Regions from separate parts of the Homo sapiens genome. Here regions 1 and 2 are each linked to region 3. Evidence: chromatin loops called from intact Hi-C (ENCODE). Cell type or tissue: endothelial cell of umbilical vein. All regions are shown on one strand.

The links. Hi-C counts contacts between places; a loop is a spot of excess contacts. Peaks named below come from ENCODE experiments on the same cell type or tissue, not always from the same donor. Only the 100,000 strongest peaks of a DNase experiment are listed, where the experiment ranks them.
Region 1: it touches region 3 in a loop (2.3-fold over the local background); 5 of 110 quality-filtered maps call a loop at or near these places.
Region 2: a loop joins it to region 3, with 3 times the contacts of the local background. A loop is called at or near these places in 11 of 110 quality-filtered maps.

Annotation. Positions count from the first base shown.
Region 1 is chr13:70,722,911-70,725,410 of GRCh38, reverse strand. No RefSeq gene overlaps it. Among named protein-coding and RNA genes, the nearest start is that of LINC00348, 290 kb to the left of the region's middle. In endothelial cell of umbilical vein, no CTCF peak of the experiment used is centred here; a DNase peak (open chromatin) is centred at 1,480.
Region 2 is chr13:70,959,797-70,962,296 of GRCh38, reverse strand. No RefSeq gene overlaps it. Among named protein-coding and RNA genes, the nearest start is that of LINC00348, 54 kb to the left of the region's middle. RefSeq lists an enhancer at 2,234-2,500. In endothelial cell of umbilical vein, a CTCF peak has its summit at 1,220; a DNase peak (open chromatin) is centred at 1,256.
Region 3 is chr13:71,209,966-71,212,465 of GRCh38, reverse strand. No RefSeq gene overlaps it. Among named protein-coding and RNA genes, the nearest start is that of LINC00348, 200 kb to the right of the region's middle. In endothelial cell of umbilical vein, no CTCF peak of the experiment used is centred here; a DNase peak (open chromatin) is centred at 1,455.

The DNA.
Region 1 (2,500 bases), 490 kb after region 3:
ATCTAATAAAGAGAAGGCTTTGATTAATCTTTGAGGATTAATTAACTAGAAAGTTATCAATCATTAAAATGATGTTTACTCAGACTAGTAACCAAGAACAATTGATGGCAAGATCATGGGAAATCCTTCTTAATGTCATAATGGAAGGTCAATTACTTGGTGTACTTTTTCTTCAATCAACTACGGTTCTGATGAACTATTCTTTTTCTTCATCATCATGAAATTAATGCTATGACTGCCTTATGTGGGATACGACATTGTACAAGATTACAAGATTACAGCATCACCTGAGAACCTGGTGAGATTTTGGGTTCTAGACGTGATGCTGCTGCAAGTTTTGAAATCTCAGGCAGGAGATCCTTCATTTGTAGACATGAATTCGAATAAATGATACCTAATTTCACTCTCCCTTTTAAAATGCTGTGATCCTTATCTTTTTTAAACATTCATCTGGAAACCCTGATTACTGGATAATTTAGTTCAAACAACTGAATTTGACCTCAGAATAAAATTGTTTTGAAGGCTTGTTTTCCAAAACATTGCATGAACTCTCATTTCTTTATTTCTTTTACTTTGACAAAACCTAAAACAATAATCATTTGAAATTCTACTCCTTGAGATAAGCCATAGGACATTAACCTACAAAAAAAGTAAATTGAATGGAACATTGTGTAAATAACAATGAAGAATCACTGCATTAAAATATAACTGAGTAATTTCTTAGCTTACAAAAATCTATAAGCAAATATCAACTCAGAAACTTTTCTCTTTCAGTTTTGAATTCTTCTAAAGATTCAAACTAGCATATTCTGCCACATCAATTTACTCTGTTTGTAGTAGAGTAACCTTACTGAACTTTGACCAGTCTATAGTTCCAAACCATCTGCTTCCAAAGGAAAACGATGCTTTCTTCAATGAAAGACATAAAAACACCAAATATATGCCTAATTGCCCAGCTGGCTGAGTTTAGAAGAAAACACTGCAAAGCTGATTGGTAAATTGATTTTGCCATTTGCTGTGGTTTTCTGCAAGCATCTAATCAATTGGATAGTTTGTGCTGACCCATTTTTGGGTTATTGTGTTCTCTCTGTAATATTTATCTTCAATACCATTTTAGCCTTATGTATTTTTATACATTTGTAAAATGAAAGCACTCTCCTTATGCTGATTCTAGAGTTTTTATATGCCAGGTACATATAATGCAGAGGTACACATAATTTAAAAAGTTAATCCAGTGTTCGGCATAATAAAAAGTTTCTCCATCAAGTATATTTAGTATAGGAAACAATTAATGTAATTAAGCTGAGGGATACATTTTTTAGATACAGTAGTATGAACACTACATCGATTATAAATTTGAGACTTTTTTCTCTTATATATTTGTCCCATAAATTCATAGATTCTAGAATTTGGAAGTAACCTTAAATGTCCCATATTCCAACAAGGCATCTAATGTTTGAATTCCCTCTACAACATCTCCACCATGTGGTTATCTGGCCTAAGTCACCACCAGTGAACAGGAAACACATTATGTCCTGTGGAAATTAATTTTATCTCTGTTTAGTCCTAACTATTGCATAGTCCCTCTTTATGTTAAATTCAAACTAATATATTCTAAATTATTAACAACTGGTTTTAATTCTAAACCATTAGTGCCTAATACAGTGAGCCTAAATCACTCATTAATGCTCCCTTACCATTAATAATCTTCTAATATCCCAAGAGAGATATCATTCGAATCCCTGTGCATTTCTGGCAGATATCCTCTGAACATTCTATAATGTGTTCATATTCCTATTGAAATGTGGAGCTTGAAGCTACATATTATGCACTAGGTGGTGACTGATTACCAGAGTAAAGGCAAATTATTACTTCATTTGACAACACTCTTGACATGAAACTTTCATTAATGCAACCCAAACAGATGTTGAAATAAACCGTACACTACTGAACTGTTGTCTATAACCCTAAATTGCTTAACAGATATATCCCTTTCCTGTAATTATGCAGTTTGCTTTTGGCTTTCTATACCTACTGGAGTACATTTAAGTTTGCTTATATTAACTATGAGCTATCTGTTTTATCCTTTCATTCAAATTAAAAGCAAAATGAATTTTATTTAAACATTTTAATTTCATATTTAATATCTATAATTCTATTAGTAGCTGCATATGACAGGAAAAAATGATGATTGCAGTTTAAACCAAATAAAAGTTTATTTCTTTTTCATGTGGAAAACATTAAGAGGTTCATAGTCCAAGAATGCCATAGTGACTCCATTGTGCCACCAGTAGCGCTTAGCTATTTTTGTCTGTTTTTATTTTCTTTAAATCTATAGTTATGCATGAGCTCAAGGAACACAAGAAAGTGTACCTATTATTCCAGCTTGCAGTGAGTTCAACTAAAATACGGGGTTCCTACTAAGGAAGAAAGAGAGATTACACACTCAGGAGGAAGGAAAGAATATACACTCTTTCCAAGCATACATGGAATATAAACA
Region 2 (2,500 bases), 250 kb after region 3:
AATGTCGTCCTATTTCAAATAAAGAATTTGTGTAACTTTTTTGTAGTTTTCTGACTTGTTATACACTTGACAAAATATTTTCTAACATAAGAGTTTCTGATATATATATACATATCAGAATATGTATGTATATATTCCTTTCCCCAAACAGCTTGCATATATATGCATGTGTGTGTGTGTGGGTGTGTGTGTGTGTATACCTAAACAAACTGAGGAAGAAAAGGTAGTGAAGAAACTGGGGGAAACAAGATGAGACACATAAAAATAGATATAAAATGTGAAGATCTATAGCCATCCTAATTTTGTTATACTTTAAAATAATGCCTTTATTGTAGTCAAATGTTTGTGTTTAATAAAGATATATTTTTAAAATACAAACTGTCATTTTAATTAGAAAGTGATCATGTTGCTTATATTTTAAACCACTATTCATGCTGTAATCATCTTTTAAATAATCAAAAACAAAGACTATGTTTCTATAGTACATTATCTTAAAAAACAGTCTATGTTTAATGTGACTACCTGCTTTTTGTGAGAAGAAAACATTTTATGGACATGTCTTTTTAGTGTAAATTTAGATAAATTTATTCTAAATAAAATATTTTTATAAATACATCTATATTTCAAATTACAACATTATCAACTACCATTTACAAAGATCTTTGATTGCTTGTAATCCTCAGATTTAGTTAAATTAAAAGGACTCAGTGTAAATAAATAAATCCTCATAAAAGCAATCCAGATACAAAATTCTGTTTTCTTTTGATGAAATATTCTACTTACATTTACTATTTTAAAATATGTATTCTAAAAGCATTTTGCAATAATATAAATTTATGTTTCATTTTTGATAAATTTCCTGTAAATCTTAAAGTACGTTTATCATGATAGCAGTATTTGAAGGGACCCTATATCAGGTATTCCAAAATGCTACTTTCCAGAAGTTTTCTACCAGGATAAGTGGGGAATAATTTAAGGATTAAAGAAACTGAGTGATAATTTCTGAATATCGCTACAGGACAAATAACTGAGAGTTCTCTTTGAGTATGATCACTGGTAACGAAATTTGATGATGTATCAAAGGATAGTTTTTAAAAGCTGACAATAATTTAAAACCTTATAAGCTTGCAAAAGTTAAAAATCAACTTTTACTAGTTAGAATATTCGGCATTCTATCGGTAATATTGAAGATTTGTAACAATAAGTTTGACTCTAACAGGATTCTGAAAACGAGACTGTCAGAAAGGGGAAAAGCGCCACCTATTGATCCGAATATGCAAATTATGTACTGGTTTTTGAAGTAGCTGTGTAAAGCAAAAGAATTTTGGAGCTTTGCTTTGGAGCAAAAAAATTTACTAAGTTGAAAACTTAACTCCTTAATATAAAATTACTTAAGTCATAGTCATTCTCCAGAATATGATCTTTCATTTAAGGGTATATTAAATACGTCTTGAAACACAGTATTTACTGGCCTTCTTATTATGTTATCTTTGTAAGCAACAAATCACAACCCTCTCAGCAGTGTGTTTGATGAATTTTCTACTGAAATTATGAAACATAGGCATATTTTTAACTCAATAATGAAAGTTGTAATTAGAATGAAATTAGTCTTCACAATCCTGAGAAACTTGTGTTAAAAAACAAATTTTAGTTTAAGAGTCAGATGTGGTCAAATATGAACCATTTGACATGACATCATGCATGTAGCCTAATAAATGGTCTTAATATATGTAATTATAAATAGTCATTAGTTACATATTTCACTTTAGAATCTTAGAGCTTGATAATGAATAGTTAATTCATTGAGTGACATTTCAACAAATTGTGTTGAAATTCATGGACCATGTAGGCTGAGTGAAAAGGTAACTGTTATTATTTTAAAATAAGATTTTATGTCTTCATAGAATTGAGAAAGATTGACCTTCACATGAGATATCTCTATTCTTCTACTACATCTCCAATATCAATAGAAAACTGTTTTTAACTTACACAAGAGTGTCTTTTATCCTTTCAATGCATGGAAGATTATCAGGCTTAAATCCTGAACATATCTACAGGCTGAAACTGCCCCCAATCTCTGAAGTTATAGGGAAGCAATTTGGAGTAACATTTTAGAATAGTTCTTGCTCAGCAAAATGTTAACTGTAAAATCACTTAGCCTTCAAAAAAGAAACAATACTCTTATGTAGTTGAAGGAATTACAGAATTGTAAATACTGCTAATTAGATTAAAATGTGCTAAAAATTCCCATCAAATATGATTTCATATGCGCAGTATTAACTTACAAAGAAAGGCGATGTCCAAATTTCCATATTTTCCAAAGATGATGTATAAAGATTAGAGTTTGTGTATCTGTTTTACTAAAACGTAATTATAATGCCTCCATTTTACTAGCTTCACTGTGAAACTTTACAGGTTATCTTTGTTCTTTTCCAGATCAATAAGGTTACAGCAGATAACTATTAATATATTTCTTTGCATCCGCACAGTGAAAATTTTA
Region 3 (2,500 bases):
AGTAAAAGCATTTTGGGCACATTATTTGCAAATGGAACTGATACACTCTTTAAAAATAAGATTATTCTACATTGCCATTTGGGACTGTCGATCTTATAACAAAGACGACTACTATGCTATGTTTCCTGACTTTATGACATACTGTTATAAACAAAACTTGATAATTAATCAGAGCTAAAAGGAAAAAGTTCACTTTCTTGATAATATAGATATAAATGGCTAGTGGACAGAAATTGGGAAATGGAAGAAGAAATAAATGGTTAAGGGTAGAGTAAACAGATAAACATCCTCAAGAAAGATAACTTGAGGGAATCAAGACATTTTATTTATTATGGAGGAGGAAGAACATTTCTGGAAGTCTTGAAAAACCAAAATTTCAGAAAAGCAAAACAATAAATCTATTAGAAATTAGGAGGAGGAGGCAGGGATAGTCCGAGTTATCTAAATCTTCCTTTATTTGGCCACAAATAGGATCTAAAATTAGTAAATCTACAAATCAATATAGAAGACTGTTGTGTAATATTATGAAGAAAATCAATAAATAAAATCAGAAATCATTTAAAAATCGGTTAAATAATTGAAATAGCAGTGAGACGAAGTGATTTTATTGTTATTACTTCTGATATGGTTTGGTTCTGTGTCCCTGACCAAGTCTCATGTCAAATTGTAATCCCCAATGTTGGACGTGAAGCCTGGTGGGAGATGAATGGATCATGGGGGAATATTTCTCCTCTAGTGCTGTTCTTGTGATAGTGAGTTAGTTGTGGCAAGATCTGGTTGTTAAGTATATAGCACCACCCCCAACTCTCTCTTCCTCCTGCTTGGGTCCTGTAAGATGTGCCTGCTTCCCCTTCTCCTTCCACCATGATTGTAAGTTTCCTAAGCCTCCCCCACCACCAATCATGCCTCCTGTACAGCCTGCAGAACTGTGAGCCAATTAAACCTCTTTTCTTTATAAATTACCCAGTCTCAGGTATTTCTTTATAGCACTGCAAGAGCAGACTAATACAGGTTCTGAACTTTTTGTTTCCTATATGCATACTATCATTTTGACAAAGATTTTAAAAGTAAAGTGAAAAAAATCAAGCTTTGTAAAGGATGGCATTAACTAAATCACACTCCCAATGTGTATTCAAAATAATGTGCATTAAGAACTAGAAACCTATCTGCAAATATATATTAAAAGCATAGAAACTTCTTTTAACATGTTCTCCCTTTAAGAAGTATTTGTGAATGTGTGCTAAGGTGAGAACTAACCTCAATATTTAAATGGTTTTAATTGTGAATAGTGTCTTTCTTTTCCCCCAGCTCTAAGTGTGGAAAGAAAAAAAAAATCCCTACTTATTATTATGTTCACCAACTGCCAAGAAAAATATTGGATTTGGATCAGATATCTAGCAACAGAAAGCATTAGATTTGCTCCAGAAAAAATAATGATTTGGCAGGATATTTTTAGTAGAAAAATAGGAAATGATTTGGAAAATAAACATTAAAATAGAGAAAGCTGAAAACAACAGCTGGATTATTTGATCCTCAGTGACTTTTCCATTGAAGTCTGAGTGACTGATGGAAAAGGAGAAGAATAAAGTAGGGCTGGGATATGAGATCAGGAGAGAAAGGAAGCTTTTATTTTTATGTTTCACCTGAGTTAACTTTTGAAGGCTATTATGACATTTTCCTACAGGTAAATCTCAGTTTAGATGAGAAAAATAAAATTCAGTGAATAAAACTCTTTGTATAAGACTCAAAACTATTCAAATCCCTAGAAGGAAACTGTGCTTTGAGTTGTTTTGAAAATAAAAATCTTGGAATATTTCGATGTTTCTTCTAAACAATTTTAACACACATTTTTTTAAATCATCAAGTAAGCAAGAAATGGCTGCTCTGATTCCACAGGGGTCTGCTTGTCTACTTCAAAATGCCTACTCTTCCAAAAACTTATTTTATTCTACTCATTGTCTATTGCTGCACTGAAATTGACAGTAGTGTTAGCGAATAGCAGGTGTGCAGAATGATTTGTTTAAGATATTGAATAACTTAAGAGAAAAGACAGATTATGAGCATGTGTAAGATTATAAACATGAACAGATTAATGCAGTTAAAGATCTCCTTCCTGGGACTAACTTGGACTATCTTGGGAAACAGCTTTGGAGAACATGTGACATCTTTTAGTGGAAATGTTGTGGCGACTTCATGTGAATAGGAATAACTCCCTATTCACTTGCTCCTTCTATCTATAGGTAGAAAAATTGGTTAGAAATCTAGCTGCTAATACTTGATGTTCCTTGAATCTGTAAATGTGGATCTAATGTGTCACCCTCCCAAACTTTCAGTTCTGTTGTAGGTTAGATTATTGTTTCCATCATTTTTTGTTTTCTTTGTAAGTGGTTTATATATCCACACCTTTGCCATGGAACTTTGTAGCACCTTACCTCTAGGCAGAAAATGCTGGCCTACTCCACTGGTTTTGGGCATAGTCATCTGACTTGCTTTGACTAAT